Regions from separate parts of the Homo sapiens genome. Here region 2 is linked to region 1. A link is a loop called in an ENCODE intact Hi-C map of the cell type or tissue named here. Cell type or tissue: upper lobe of right lung. All regions are shown on one strand. Links, peaks and the distances in the headings refer to the core of each region. The heading gives the core; the rest is flanking DNA.

Region 1 (8,344 bases), core at 194-8,193:
CCACCTTTGACCTGCTGAATAATAACCTCTGTGGGTGTCTGCATTCATATGCAGGTGATGCCTACATTCATTAAAGTTTGAGAACAACTGCTCTGTATTGGTGAGTGGGGCAGGTTCTTAAGCCTGGCTATACATTAGAATCACCTGGGAAGCTTTTAAATCTTACACATTCCTGACTCATTCTTAGAGGTTCTCTTTTAATTGCCATGCTTTGGGACACAGGGATTGGTATTATTAAAAGCTACCTGGGTGATTTTAAAGAGCTTGAAGTGTTGAAAAATCACTGCGTTTTTTGAATAGTAGTTGCTTTGTAGAGGGCCAATAGAGTGACTTTTTTTAGGACATTGAGGACAATGAGAGGAAAAATAACACTAACTAGTAAGTCTCCTGAGACATTTACACAGAAAATACATTCATGAATATGGCACTAACTTCAGGATACTTTTCTGACACATTTGGGGGATAAGAAGAAGCTATGAGTTCATTCTCCAACGGCATTACTGACTTGGAAACACAGAGTGAAGACTGAACACGTTTGTTTAGTGTAGGGGTTTTCAGAACCCAATTTTGATGTACCCGAGACAGAGACAGAGAGAGAGAGAGAGAGAGAGAGAGATGGAGATGGTATGCCATGTTTCTCAAACTTACTTAATCATGTAATCCTTTCACTTGTGCAACACATATTAATACCTTGCACAAAAATATCTGGGAGATATTTGTTCCAGGAAGCATTCATACAGAACAAACACACTAGCCAAGCACAAACCTTGAAACATTCCTATTTTTAAATAATAAATTTTTAATATCTGTATTTTTTTATCTTGAAGATATCTGGATAAGAAATAGGCAATTATTTACTTATGTAGCAATCTCAGCTCTGGTATTCTTTTTATCCCTTTGGGGTGACACAATGAGAACAGATGTCATCTGCATGTGCAAAAGGGGGTTTTGTGCTACAAGTGAGAAACTCCAAAACTATACAATATAGTTTATGTAGGAACTTTTCTCCCAGATAGATGGGGAGAAAATGTTGCTCTCTCATGGAAACAATTTTTTTTGGGAAGAGATAGGGAAGATCCTTGATGCTTCCAATAACATTTTAGAATGTAAACAAATAGCTCTAGGTTTTTTTTTTTTTTAATTGAAACGTAAACACGAATCTTCAGGGAAATAAAGCTCTGTATTTTTTAGAGGCATACATCTTAACCTTACTATTCAGTCATTTGACTCATGTTGCTACCAATCTTTGCTCAAAGAGCCCTGACCAGGCAAAAACATGTACACATATTTTTTTAACAATGTCATATACTATCAACTTGGAACATCCTCACTCATTCCAAATATGTTCCTGATTCAACAATATTTTCTGGCATCAATCTTAGAAAAGCTCATGAGATGACTACCCGGAATAACTCCAGGACATGCAGACAGACTTGCAAAATACCTTCGGGCATAAAAAAAGAAAGTAAACCAGATTGCTAACCATCGTGCAAAATATTTATAGATCTCAAATATACTTACCAACCTGCCTATTTCAACTGCTTCCTCTCACCTCAAGTAATTATAATTGCTTCAAAGTCTTTATGTAATTAACTATGTTAATTAATGGTTAATTATTTAAAGGCTATGAAATCTATCCTATAACCTTGTTCTCTTACTTAAGTTCAATGCGTCATTCTGTTGGCACTTCCCTCATCAGTGAAATACCAGTTTTCACTCTATGTAGCATAATAACTCCATCTACTCTCTTTATATAGACAAGGATCCCTAATGTACATCGGAGTTATCTTATAGTCATATGACATCTGTATACCTGCTTTGCTTTGAAGCTTCCAAAAGAAGTGGATATACCTGAAGGATATACCTAAAAAAAAATAGACAACAACTTCAATTTCATCAAAACTTTGGAAGCTTTTTCAGATTCTACCTGTAGTTAGAGATTCTCTTTCTATTTAATCTGAACATGGGTAACTATGGGCTCATTAGTCTGAATTTCTCAGCCTCTCTGGAATCTAATTTCTTGATAAGCTCACAGAAAGGTGTTCATAATTCATTGATGTTCCTGAAAAATTATAATTTGTAATGGTAATTTACATATAATCCTAATTGCATTGTTTTGTCTTTTAATGTTTTTTAATTCTCAAGTAGATATCATACAGCATAATGGAAAATAGGGTGAACTCTGACTCTAAACTACCTGTGTTCAAATCCTAGCTCTGCCATGAGCTAGCAGTATAGGTGTATTAGAAGTTTTATTATTTAACCTGTCATTCAGTTTTCTTATTCTTAAAATTAGGTAATTGTTACTTATAATACACAGTTTTTGTATGATTAAATGAATTAAAGTATGAAAAGTGTTTAAAACAGAACTTATCCCTTAGTACTTAATGAATATTAACCGTTGTAGCACAGATTGTCTAAGTCTGGTTTATTAATTTCATCTGAGCATACCGTGTTTTTACCACTGCTGGATCTTTACAGCCTTTCTTCCACATATTATGAAATGAAATGTAACAGAGGCATAGTTTAAGAGCTTGAGATAGACATGGAAACCAGAAATGTGAATGGAAAATTGGGTACCAGGCCTAATTCATTGTGCGAGAGTTGAGTGGGGGTGACGGTAGCAAAAAATAGGAGATAGGGTGGGGTTTAAACAAGCCAGGTAGCAAATTAGCAGTAAGTCTTGTCTTTAAAGGCAATCAATAAAATGTAAACAATTTGAACCCTAAATCTCAAGTGGGGGCAAAGAGTTAAGCTGGGACAAAAGTGACACAGATATGGCAGTGGCTGTCAAACAAGAGACTGTTGATAAATTTTGACAACTAAGAGTATTATTATTTCTGCTGGTTCTTTTTTTTTTTCATGTGGTAATTTTACTTTTAATTTTTTGATGAACCACAACAGTGTTTTTTATAGCAGCTGCCCCATTTTACATTCTGACCAGCCGTACACAAAAGGTTAAATTTTGATATATCTTCGTTAACATTTTCTGTTTTTTTTTTTTTAAATTCTTAAAGATGTTAGTTTTTAGAGCAATTTTTTTGAGTTTTTTTTTATTTTTTTATTTTTATTTTTTAATGCTTTTAGTTCTAGGGTACATGTGCACAACGTGCAGGTTTGTTACATATGTATACCTGTGCCATGTTGGTGTGCTGCACCCATTAACTCGTCATTTACATAAGGTATATCTCCTAAGGCTATCCCTCTTCCCTTCCCCCACCCCACAACAGGCCCCAGTGTGTGATGTTCCCCTTCCTGTGTCCAAGTGTTCTCATTGTTCAATTCCCACCTATGAGTGAGAACACGCGGTGTTTGTTTTTTTGTCCTTGCGATAGTTTGCTGAGAATGATGGTTTCCTCTGCTGGTTCTTATTGTCACAGAAGACTGTTTGCCCCTAAATTTTCTCACAGGCATTTCAAGGACTTAGAAACAGTTGTAAAGATAATTTGGAAGAAATTTTCTCTTATAAGGAGAAAAGTATTCATATTGCCTGTGCCTGTCTGCTTCTGCCTCACTAGCCCCCAAGAAGGTATGTTGTATGCTCTGCCCATGAATATTCTCCACACCTATTCTGTGCCCTCCTTTGGTTTTATTTAAAATGCTTTTAACCACACCTGAGGTTATCATGAAAAAATTCTCAACTTAATTGTAAAACTGTATTTATTTATTTATTCATTTACTTCTGTTTTAATTGCTGTTTCAATTTCTTGTTTGCCTTTGATCTTGACCAATTTGGGGAACTTCCTTTTTGGTTAAGTGCTCTTTCTGTGTTTTAAAGGCTTTTTTTTCTGCACCACAGTCTCACTTACTTTTACTAATAAGCCATGCAAAGCTGTTCTAGTCATTAATTTAGGTCTATTTCAGTATGTCATTTTTATTTGTATGTTAGTGTTTCCAATTCATGTGCCATATTATGCTGAACCTCTAATACAGATGCTTGAAAATAATCTCTCAGTTTTCTGTGTATTTTTTACTTTTTAACTCACCTCCTTTTAGGTAATGTAGTATACCAATATAAATTTATGTTTGGTTGAATAATTTAATTAGTTCATTTTTCTTAAGAAGCTCACTGTAAACATAATAAGAATGTATCGACTTTATAAAAGGGTTTATGTTGCACTAGTATTCTATTAAATAGCTGTTGTAAGCTATCTTTAATCTATGTATGTAAATAGTTAATGATATAAATAAGAATTAAGGAAGTACTTAAAAATTGTATTCTTGGCAATGGCAAGCAGAGTGTTAATTAACTAGATTTAATTCTGATAAAGATTGATCCATAGCTTCTATGGAAATGGCTAAAAGTGTGACCAAAATGCCTGATATCACTGTGTTGCAGAAAACACAGATTACTGTATATTGGCATAAGCTATACAAGACTGCAGCTGCTACCTTAAAGATAAAATTGAGAGGACCTCTTCTAGTGTAGATCACCAACACATACTGTGCATATTTCCACAGACCAGCTACAGGTGACCCAGCTGGTTCCTAAGCGGTATTAAATTTAAATTGCAGACCGATTAGCAAATGTATGTATGGAAATACATGTGGTGTGTGTGTGCTTATGTAGTATGCCTGTGGCTATGTGCACGTCACGGGAAAGGGGCATGGAAGAGATTATAAGACAGCTGGCCAAAGAGGTTATATTTTCCATGAATGCTTTCATCTGAGGGATGGTGTTTTATAACCACACCCTCTAATGGATCTTGCCTGTCAATTTGTTGGATACAAATTTTCCATATCAGTTTAAACTCTGTATTCCAAAATATTTGTGCTTGCATCCTCTGGCTCTAAATAAATCTTCTATTTTCATACCTCCACCACAGCAGTTGGCCAACTGATGCTTCAGAATAGCATTAGATGGCCAAATAAGTAGCACCATCTGCTACAATTTAGAGGAATCCTCCGTGGTACTGTGACAGCTGTCTGGTTCTGAGTCCTGAACACCAGAATCCATTTGTCAGAAAGGACACATATTCAGTGTTAGAATGGCCATTTTCTATAAAAGGGATAATTTTTTCTAGCAATGCAATGCCCTATTTTTATGGAGGTCAGATTTCTGGAAACCATTGTCTAATGCTTTAAAATATAGCCCCAAAATGTGGATGTTGAGAAAACAGTCTAAGCAATCAGATTTGAAGCAAAACTTTCAAGCCATGATTTAATGTATGAAAAGTCATTACACCCTCCCTAAAAGCCTAATTACATTTACTTAATACATATTCCTTAATAAGCTTGATTATCTGGTTTGTCAGCATAGTAGAGTATCATGGAAGCTGCAAGCTAGAATTAGTTATGGTAGGGTTATAAGTGATTCGAGCTCAATAATTAGGAGTAAGTAGAGTGGTGAATTATTAGGTAGAAAATATTAAAACATGGACTATAATTTTATAAACATTATAATGACACAGTCAAATATTCACTTAATACATATGTTTACTACGATCAGGCACTTTTTTACATACCATAGTACATACAAGAGTTAGTAAGACAAGGTCCTTGTACTTAAAGAGTTTGAAATCTGGTTATATGGGATACTTCATTAATATTACCAGGCAGGCAGATTATATAAATACCATTAGAGGAACAGATCATTTAACATGAAAGCTCAGACTAACATAAGATTACTTTTAATATAGACAGATTTATTGAGGCTGTAACATTTAAAATTGTATTTAAAAATTGTAACATTTAAAAATATGTATATGATTTGAGCATACAAACACAGGGACCATGGCATTCTGGGTAAATAAAAGAGTGTGAACAACTTTGAAAGCCCAAAGAACTTCAGGAATTAGAAAGGTCCACCAAGGAACTGGAAGCTCTGTCAGTATGGAAGCTGTGTCTGTCCTGTTTTAGTGCTAGATCCCCAGTAAAAGGACTGGCACATGTTAAGCTTTCAATATTTTGTAATGTATGAAGGAGTAGCTTAGTTTTATTTCATACAAAATATCTAACATTAGATGAATAACTAAAGAGTATGTAACAGTATGAGACCAAAAGAAAAACTTGACATTATGTAACTACTACCACTATCAAAGTACAGAAAATTTTCTTCTCCCCAAAATATTTACCTATGCCTCTTTATTGTTAATTCCTTCCCCTGCTCACAGCCACAGTCAACCACTGATCTATTGTCACTATAAATTAGATTCCTTTTTTTGTGGTAATTTTTATATACATATATAAGAAACAGACATGTAGGCACACTATTTTTTTGGAGTGAACAAGCACAGACTTTGAAAAAACCTTAATATGTTCAAGAAAATATTTGACAGGATAAAGAATTTTACCAGAGAACTAGAATTTATTTTCTAAAGAAACAATATAAAAATCTTAAAAATAGAAATGTTTAAACAATAATTTTAATTATTTTTAAAATTAAGAGTTCAGTATGGATTTTAATGGAAGATTAACGGAAGAAAGCATTAGTAAGTATAAGTATAGGCTTGTAGAAAACATCCATGGTGAAATGAAAAGAGAATGGAAAATACAAAATAAAAAAATAATATGCGATACAAAGCAAACACTTTTGGGTTTTTGTTTTAGACTTAAGACATGAGTGTTTGTGTGCTCATTCCTTTGCTCCACATCATTTCCCTTGGAAGATGTCTGCTGGTAAGAGGCATGCTTCTAGGCATGCAGAAGGTAGTATTCCTCTCCAGTACAAAATAAATTTGGGCCAGATGTTGAAGGTAAAGCTAAAGATAAAGTAGAAATAAATCCTTTTTAGAAGATGAGACCAGTAATCAAAAGCATATATTTTTCTAGTAAGACCAAACGAGTAATTTTTATGTTTACATTAATTAATATTTAATCAACTTAATAAACATGTATTTTACATATTATAAAATGCACTTGGGCTGGGCGCAGTGGCTCACACCTGTAATACCAGCACTTTGGAAAGCCAAGGTGGGCGGATCACCTGAGGTTGGGAGTTTTGAGACCAGCCTGACCAACATGGAGAAACCCCGTCCCTACTAAAATTACAAAAATTAGCCAGGCATGGTGGCACATGCCTGTAATCCCAGCTACTCGGGAGGCTGAGGCAGGAGAATCACTTGAACCTGGGAGGTGGAGGTTGCGGTGAGCTGAGATCGTGCCATTGCACTGTAGCCTGGGCAACAAGAGCAAAACTTGTCTCAAAAAAAAAAAAAATGCACTCACTTAAAATATAATTTAATGTGTCCAAAAAATGCATAGAACATTCACATCATTCCTAAAAGCTCTTATATGCTACCTTACAGTTAAACCTTACCCACTCTTGGCCACAGTCAACCAGTAATGTGTATTCTGTCATGTATATTAGATTCCCTATTTTTTTTTAATGTGTCTAACTTCTTTTCCTCAGCAGAAGGTCTTTGAGGTATATCTGTGCAGTTGCATTTATCAATATTTACTTCCTTTTTTCTGAGTAATATTTTATTGTATAGATATACCAAAATTTATCTATTTGCCAGGAGATAGACATTTGATTGGGTTCCAGATTTCGAATACTACGAATAGAGCTGATATACAAGTTAATGAACACATTTTTGTGTAAATATTTGTGTTCATTTGTTTGAAGTAAATTCTTTACAGGATAATTGTTGGGTCATACGGCAAGTGTATGTTAAATTTTATAACAACTGTTTTCCAACTGTTTAACATCATGTTATACTCCCATGAACAAGAAAATGTTCATTCTTCCACACAACTGCTAACACGTGAAATTTTCAATTTTTATTATTTTAGCCATTATGATGGGGTGAAGTAGTATCTCACTGTGGATTTACTCTATATTTTCCTGATGACGGATAATCTTGAGCATTTTTTTATGTGCTTATTGGTCAATTTTGTGTTTGTTTGGCATGATGTGATTGGTAGAAAGCCACCCAATTCCCAGTTCCATCCCTCAAAACAGAAGAAAAAGGGTAGAACATGTTTGCAATTTTCTAGCCTGTCTGTGAACTAGTTCCGTTATTGCCTTATCCAGAGCACAGATAAGGTCCACAGCATAGTTTGAATCTCAGGTTAGAAGCCACAGAGGTGGTAGTGAGCATCATGACTTGGGACAACTTCAGGGCAACTGCAGATCTGTGGGCACCTTTGTGAAAGAATTAAGGGCAGAGGTATACATGAAGGGCTCCACAAAGCAACTGGGAGAAATTTTTAGGAAAATTAACACATTTAAAAACAGTCATATATTTAGAATAATTGGAACAAAAGTATACACACAGACTCGGGGAAGATGAATGCACAAAAAAAGCCTGAGAGAACCCTACCTAACTGATTAGGGACCATCTTCTCCCTCACATAGCCAGTTTGCAAAGGCTAGTGGATATGACTGTTTCTTTCAAATACC
Region 2 (8,344 bases), core at 29-8,028, 1.0 Mb after region 1:
GACAGAGCAAGACCTCGTCTCAAAAAAAAGAAAAAATAAAAAAGATCCAAAATGTTACCAACAAAAATTGTTGGGGCTGGGCACGGTGACTCATGCCTGTAGTCCCAGCACTTTCACAGGCCGAGGCAGGCAGATCATCTGAGGTTGGGAGTTCGAGACCAGCCTGACCAACACAGCAAAACCCAGTCTCTACTAAAAATACAAAAATTAGCCAGGCGTAGTGGCGCGTGCCTGTAATCCCAGGTACTCGGGAGGTTTAAGCAGGAGAATCGCTTGAACTTGGGAGGCAGAAGTTGTGGTGAGCCAAGACTGCACCATTGCACTCCAGCCTGGGCAACAAGAGCGAAACTCCATCTCAAAAAAAAAAGAAAAAAAAAAAGAAGAAAAAAAGTGTTATCAACCATAACAATAATGCAGTAAAAGTAACACTGGCATAATGTAGTGGGCTAGGAAGCAAGATGGCTTTGTGTAAGGATGTGCCAGATATTGCTCACCAGGGAAGATACAGAAGGAGCAAATAAGTCAGAGTAGAACTCAGCTATCATTAATACATTTGTATGCCTTGACATTCTCCTTTATCTTTATTTGACATTGGAAGGAATAGTGCAGAAACTCAGAGGACATTAAGGTGTTTTTAGGGTTTAATTTTAATTTTTTTTTTTTTGAGATAGGGTCTCACTCTGTCAATAAGGCTGGAGTGCAGTGGTGCGGTCATTGCAACCCCCTCTAGGATTCAAGCAATTCTTCTGCCTCAGCCTCTTGAGTAGCTGGGATTACAGGTGCCTGCCACTACACCCAGCTAATTTTGTATTTTTAGTAGAGATGGAGTTTCACCATGTTGATCAGGCTGGTCTCGAACTCCTGACCTCAAGTGATCCACCCGCCTTGGTCTCCCAAAGTGCAGGGATTAGAGGCATAAGCCACCGTACCCAGCCTAAAGTGTTTTTAAATAGTAAATAGGTAGTTGGCTATCAGATCAAATGTTTTTTCTTTTATAATGCTACCACTTTTAGCTATGACTCAAGACAGTTGGCTTTTTGGTAAGGATAATAATATATTATAATTGGGGCTTAAGAGATAATTATATTAGATAATTAAATGCTCTTTAAATCATATTAGTGTAATGTTACTTTTCTGTTTTTCTCATTTGGTATTATATTAAATATTATAGAAATATCAAATGTGTTACTTTAATAGATATTGATCTGAATGGGGAAATTAAAGAGGGACACTGGATTCTTTACATGGATATACTTGGGAACATTTTAAAAATATCTTTTAATGATGATTCTACTCTACACACCTAAAATGTAAAATAGACAAGATTTTCCAGATAATTAGATTAAAAAATACATTCACAGGGATATCAAGATATTTAGGTCTTTGAGGGCTTTTTTTTTTTTTTTGAGACGGAGTCTCACTGTGTCACCTGGGCTGGAGTGCAGTGGTGTGATCTCGGCTCACTGCAACCTCCGCCTCCCAGGTTCAAGCAATTCTCCTGCCCAGCCTCCAAAGTAGCTAGGATTACAGGCACACACCACCACGCCTGGATAATTTTTGTATTTTTAGAAGAGACGGGGTTTCACCATGTTGGTCAGGATGGTCTCGATCTCTTGACCTCGTGATCCCCCCGCCTTGGCCTCCCAAAGTGCTGGGATTACAGGTGTGAGCTACCGAGCCTGGCCCTCTTTTTCTTAATAAGTAGAAATTTGACCGGGTGCTTCCTAGCATCCGGAGGCTGCTGGAGACTCTGCTGACTTCAAGGGCTGCCCATCACCAGTAACAAAGGAAAAAGCCAATGGTGGTTGCCATCTCTCTTCTGCCTTCCAAATCTCTCACCAGTATATCTGATTGGCAGAACTCAAGCTATGTCTGAAACTGTGCTGGCAAGGGAGTATGAGACATGTTCCCAGATTTCCAGCCCCTGCAAAACAGGGGAGATAGAAGACTGTAAAAAGTGCTAGATGCCAATAGACAATATCTGGCTCACTTGTGTATTAACAAATCAATAAGAGTAGCTCTGTTTGACTACAATAGAAACATTAAATATGTATAAAGAAGACTGATTATTGGTTAAAGAGAGTTGGAGAAAGGGGGAAGGAAGGGAGAGAAAGCTAAACCTATAGATGGAATAGATTAGATAGATATTTACTAGAGATCTATTATGACCCTAAAGCAGGAAAATTACAACATTAAAAGCAGTCCTTTAGGACAGTGAGAGAATAGATTTTGTGTTTGTGTGGTGTCGCAGTGGAAAAAAAGAGGAAGTAGAGATGAAGTAGAGAAATCTTTTAAGAGATAATTTTAGGAATCCACCAGTGAGAGGCTATGAAGATTAGAGTAAAAGTGGTAAAGCTGGGTGCGGTGGCTCACACCTGTAATCCCAACACTTTGGGAGGCTGAGGCAGGCATCAGGAGTTCAAGACCAGCCTGGCCAACATAGTGAAACCCTGTCTCTACTAAAAATGTAAAAATTAGCCAGGCGTGGTGGTGGGTGCCTGTAATCCCAGCTACTCGGGAGTCTGAGGCAGGAGAATTGTGTGAACCCGGGAGGCAGAGGTTGCAGTGAGCCAAGATCGAATCATTGCACTCTAGCCAGGGCGACAGAGTGAGACTCCATCTCAAAAAAAAAAAAGTCCTAAGAGTGGAGACCAATGGGCATACGTGAGAGATACGGCCCCTAGGTCCAGAAAAAGAAACTTGTCCCTAGAATATTCTAATGTCTATCAGTGGCCACATTCTCTGACTGATCTGTGGCTCCAACTTCAGTCTCCTGGGGAGCAGCAAGCCAGCTATGCAGAGCTGGCTCAATCACATCTCACGGCCTCTCCAATCAGCTCCATCAGCAAATAATCCTTTCCTGATAAAGAACCCAGGTCTGCTTCTGCATTTTTATCTCCTTTCCAACTTCTTTGGAGTAATTACACTAAGTATGGAAATGAGGTAAGGTGACCCGAGGAATTCATCAGGTTCCCCTCTTGCCCATTGTCTAAAGTAAAGCTACAAACTCCTTTGTCGCACTCCAACATTCTTACAACGAACTCCATTTTCTACTCCAGCCCCACTGGAACACGGCTTCGGTCATGCTGATCTTACCATTTCCTGCATTCACTCATTCATTCATTCACATGCTCTTCAATCAACAAGTATTTATTGAGGAGCTACTCTGCACCAGGCCCTGCTGAGGATTTAGAAGTTAAACGGCAAAACAATAACAAAAAATCCCTGCATTATGGAGCTTACCTTCTAGTATAGAGTGTGTTAGGAGGTAAGTGCAGGGCTTCAGTCTAGGAGTTTGAGATCGACCTGGGAAAATGGTGAGACCCTGTCTCTAAAAAAAAAAAAAAAAAAATTAGTGGGATATGATGGCACATGCTTAGAGTCCTACCTACTTGGGAGGCTGAGGTGGGAGGGTCGCTTGAGCCCAGGAGTTCAAGGTTACAGTGAGCTATGATTGTACCACTGCACTCCAACTTGAGTGACAGTGAGATCTTGTCTCTAAAAAAAAAAAAAAAGAAGGTAAGTGCAGGGAAGAAAAATGCTATAATGCCATCTTCATCTTCATGGAGTTATTTCTGTTTTTTTTATGTTTTTTTTTTTTTTGGTGGTGGTTGTTGTTGTTGTTAGCTTTCAAACCCAATCTTCTTCTCAACATTCACAGCATATTTTCTTTGTATTCTGTGCCTTGCGTAACCCCTTTGGCACAACAACCCATCCTGTTCAATGCCTCTAATTGTCTGTCATGTCTCTGTGTGCTATTTATAACACAACACTCCCCTCTTCCAAAAAGGATTGTATAGAATCAATGTGGTCACATGTAAACACAGGAGCTTGAGAATTTTTCTTGTAAATGTTCAGTGAGATCATATGACTTCTGTAGCAAGATGATAATGTTTTATAAGAATCCAATTGATGTATCTGAAGTCATAAAGTAAAACTTGGAAACAAAAAATAAAATGACTAATATTAGAAATTTAGGGTTAGGACAGGAGGCAGAGGTTGCAGTGAGCCGAGATCACACCACTGCACTCCAGCCTGGGCAACAGAGTAAGACTCTGTCTCAAAAAAAAAAAAAGAAAGAAAGAAATTGAGAGTTAGGAAAGTAAAGGGAGAGATAGGGTCAAAGCCGAATTGGGACAGATTTATAAAAGATGAAGAGTACTTTTTAACAAAACCATAGAGACAGAGAAAAAACGTAGATAGAGGTATTTTCCTGGAGTAGAATATTTTGAAAACAACATTGTGAGTGGAATACTTAAGAGAAAGAACATGAGAATGTAGACAGGGAAGAGGTGGAGCAACATCGGAAGGAAAGAATGTGTTAATACAGCTCTGTTTAAAATAGTGTCCTACGGGTCACTTGAGGTCAGGAGTTCGAGACCAGACTGGCCAGCACAGCGAAACCCCATCTCTACTAAAAATAGAAAAATTAGCCAGGCATGGTGGCATGCATCTGTAATCCCAGCTACTCAAGAGGCTGAGGCGTAAGATTCGCTTGAACCCGGGATGCAAAGTTTGCGGTGAGCTGAAATCAGGCCACTGCACTCCAGCCTGCATGACAGAGCAAGACTCTGTCTCAAGAAAAAAAAATAATAATAATAATAGTGAGAGGTGGCAGTGTGCTGGCAGCCCTCGCTCGCTCTCGGTGCCTCCTCGGCCTTGGCGCCCATTCTGGCTGCGCTTGAGGAGCCCTTCAGCCTGCCACTGCACTGTGGGAGCCCCTCTCTGGGCTGGCCGGGGCTGGAGCCGGCTCCCTCTGCTTGTGGGGAGGTGTGGAGGTAGAGGCGTGGGCAGGAACCTGGGCCAGCGTGAGTTCCGGGTGGGCGTGGGCTGGGTGGGCCCCGCACTCGGAGCGGCAGTGAGGGGCTTAGCACTGGGGCCAGCATCTGGGAGGAGGCGCCAGGTCCCCCAGCACTGCTGGCCCACCCGGGCCACACTCGAATTCTTGCCAGGCCTCAACCACCTCCCTGCGGTGGGCTCCCGAGAGGCCCAAGCCTCCCTAACAGGTGCTGCCCCCTGCTTGTGGCACTGGTCCCATCCACGGCCCAAGGGCTGAGGAGTGCGGGCCCACAGCACAGGATTGGCGGGCAGCTCCGCCTGCGGCCCCAGCACAGGATCCACTAGGGGAAGCCAGGTGGGCTCTTGAGTCCAGTGGGGACTTGGAGAACTTTTATGTGTAGTTGGAGGATTGTAAATGCACCAATCAGCACTCTGTGTCTAGCTTGGGGTTCATGGATGCACCAATCAGCACTCTGTATCTAGCTAATCTGGTGGGGACTTGGACAACTTTTGTGCCTAGCTGGAGGATTGTAAACGCACCAATCAGCACTCTGTGTCTAGCTCGGGGGGGGGGGGGGGGGGGGGGTGGTTCGTGGATGCACCAATCAGAACTCTGTGTCTAGCTCAGGAATTGTAAACTTGTAAACGCATCAATCAGCACTCTGTGTCTAGCTGAAGGTTGGTAAATGCACCAATCAGTGCTCTGTGTCTAGCTAATCTAGTGGGGATTTGGAGAACTTTTATGTCTAGCTTTGTAAATGCACCAATCAGCACTCTGTGTGTAGCTCAGGGATTGTAAATGCACCAATCAGCACCCTGTCAAAACGGACCAATCAACTCTCTGTAAAACGGACCAATCAGCTCTCTGTAAAATGGACCAATCAGCAGGATGTGGGTGGGGCCAGATAAGGGAATAAAAGCAGGCTGCCCAAGCCAGCAGCGGTTGCAGTGAGCTGAGATTGCACCATTGTGCTCCAATCTGGGCAACAAGAGCAAGACTCTGTCTCAAAAACAACAACAACAAAAAAAAGTGATGTGACTGGCAGCACCCTATGCCTTATTCCCAGTTTGAAAGTAGGTATAGTGCCTTTCTAACCACAGCAATCAGGTAAGATTGAAGGCAACAGTACAAAGGAAGAGTCAAGAAAGACATTATCCTAATATTGTAAATATACATTGCTAGAAGTAGGAGGAAGAAGAGCAACAACAAAGCAACTCTATTTTTAAAAGTCATTTAAAAAATTTGTTTTCCGGCCAGGTGTGCTGGCTCACACCTGTAATCCCAGCACTTTGGGATGCCAAGATGGGCAGATTGCTTGAGCCCAGGGCTTTGAGACCAGCATGGGCAACGTGGTGAAATGCCAGCTCTACAAAAAAATACAAAAATTACCCAGGAGTTGTGGTGTGAGCCTGTAGTCCCAGCTACTCAGGGTTGAGGCGGGAGAATCACCTGAATCCAGGAGTTCGAGGCTGCAGTGAGCCATGATTGCGCCACTGCACTCCAGCCTGGATAAGAGTGAGATCCTCTCTCAAACAAAAATAAAATAAATAAATAAATGGGGCTTCAGCCATCAGGGCATCTGTTGGAGGTTTCCCGGTGGCAAAAAGCAAAGCATCTGATTAATTAGTAACTTCTTTTTCTGACAATTTAATCTCTTACACAGTAGAAGAAACAACCGGGATAACTGCTACTTTGAATTTAAGTCTAGCCAGAAAAAGAGAAGCTAGTTGTAAAATGGATTTTGGGTCTGAGGAGAAAGTGTCCAGGTCACTTTAGATTTTGCGGTAGCCAATGATGTCAAATGTGCTTTTAGATACCAGGAAATTAGATTTTAAGAAGTCGAAGGGGAAGGGCGCAGTGGCTTATGCTGGTAATGCCAGTAATTTTGAGAGACTGAGGCAGGTGGGTCACCTGAGGTCAGGAGTTCGAGACCAGCCTGGCCAACATGGTGAAACCCCATCTCTACTAAAAATACAAAAATTAGCCCGGCACAGTGGTGCGCACCTGTAATCCCAGCTACTCGGGAGGCTGAGACAGGAGAATTGCTTTCACTCTGGAGGCGGAGGTTGCAGTGAGCCGAGATTGTGCCACTGCACTCCAGCCTGGGTGACAGAGCAAGACTCTAACTCAAAAAATAAATAAATAAAATAAGTTGAAGGGAAAAATAAGTCATTTGCAAAGGTCTAAAATTCTACAGGAAAGATTATTTTAAAAGCCTTTAAAAAGCGACATTTTCAACTCAACAAATATTTGTTGATCACTACTACCAGGGGCTGTAATTCTCACAAGGAATTTATCATCTGTGGAGGGAGGAAAATGAGATAAGCACTCAGGTACCCAGCTACCATTTATTGAACATCTACTGTGAAAAACAATATGATTCATAATTTATATAATATTTATAATATTTACAAATACTCTGCAAGGAAGATATTACCTTCAGTTAACAAACAAAGAGATTAAATGTTTAGACTAGTTATGTAAATTGCTCAAAGACTCACAGCTCATGAGGAAATCAGCTCCAGTCCCATTCTTCTTGGATTATTGAATCCACCTGGTAAGGCAAAAAGGGAACTTTGCTTTGTTCTGCTTCTCCCATATGTACTCAAGAACACCAAGAGTTCATTTGTATGTATTTGTCTCCTAAAATGGGCAACTGTTAACAGCTGACTGCAAAGGAATAAAATTGGTTTCATCTTTGAAATTGAGAATATCTGCTAAACTTTGTAGGAGAATCAATTAATTGAATGAAAGGCTTACCATCACCATCCCTTCTATATTTAAAATCTCCTGAACTGTCAGGAACTTCAGAAAATCGTCACTTAAAATACAACTGTTTAATGACAGGATGTGTAAAAAAATTGTATCTTACCATCCTAAGTTATATATTTTTAAAAATAGATCAACTCTTTAATGTTGAAAGTAACTTAGTTGTACAATGTGTTTAGAAGCTTAAAATGTTGGCTGGGCACGGTGGCTCACGCCTATAATACCAGCACTTTGGGAGGCCGAGGAGGGTGGATCACAAGGTCAGGATTTCAAGACCAGCCTGGCCAACATGGTGAAACCCTGTCTCTACTAAAAATACAAAAATAAGCCGGGCATGGTGGCGTGCGCCTGTAGTCCCAGCTACTCAGGAGGCTGAGGCAGGAGAATTGCTTGAACCCAGGAGGCGGAGTTTGTGGTGAGGCGAGATTGTGCCATTGCCCTTCAGCCTGGGCGACAAAGCGAGACTCCGTCTCAAAAAAAAAAAAAAGCTTAAACTGTTTTTTGGTTTTTGTTTTGTTTCATTTTTGAGACAGGGTCTTGCTGTCACCCAGGCTGGAGTGCAGTGGCTCAATTCTCCCACCTAAATAGCTGGAACTACAGACGCACGTCACCATGCCCATCTAATTTTTAAATTTTTGGTTGAGACAGGGGTCTCCCTAAGTTGCCCAGGCTGGTGTCAAACTCCTGGGCTCAAGCGATCCTCCAGCTTTGGCCTCCCAAAATGCTGAGCTTACAGACATGAGCCACTGTGCCTGACCTAGTAGTTTAAAATGTTAAGTAGATACAATTATTATA

Evidence for each region. A loop is a pair of places that touch in the nucleus more often than their neighbours do. Peaks named below come from ENCODE experiments on the same cell type or tissue, not always from the same donor. Only the 100,000 strongest peaks of a DNase experiment are listed, where the experiment ranks them.
Region 2: a loop joins it to region 1, with 4 times the contacts of the local background. A loop is called at or near these places in 1 of 110 quality-filtered maps.

The regions. Positions count from the first base shown.
Region 1 is chr3:178,230,099-178,238,442 of GRCh38, reverse strand. All of the region lies in intron 2 of LOC105374235 (a long non-coding RNA gene), which reads left to right. Among named protein-coding and RNA genes, the nearest start is that of LINC01014, 180 kb to the left of the region's middle. In upper lobe of right lung, for the core only: no CTCF peak of the experiment used is centred there; no DNase peak of the experiment used is centred there.
Region 2 is chr3:177,225,377-177,233,720 of GRCh38, reverse strand. It overlaps LOC107986053 (a long non-coding RNA gene), which reads right to left and starts at 7,334. Exons shown (of 3, transcript XR_001740576.2): 1 at 7,282-7,334; 2 at 3,244-3,331. In upper lobe of right lung, for the core only: no CTCF peak of the experiment used is centred there; a DNase peak (open chromatin) is centred at 4,940.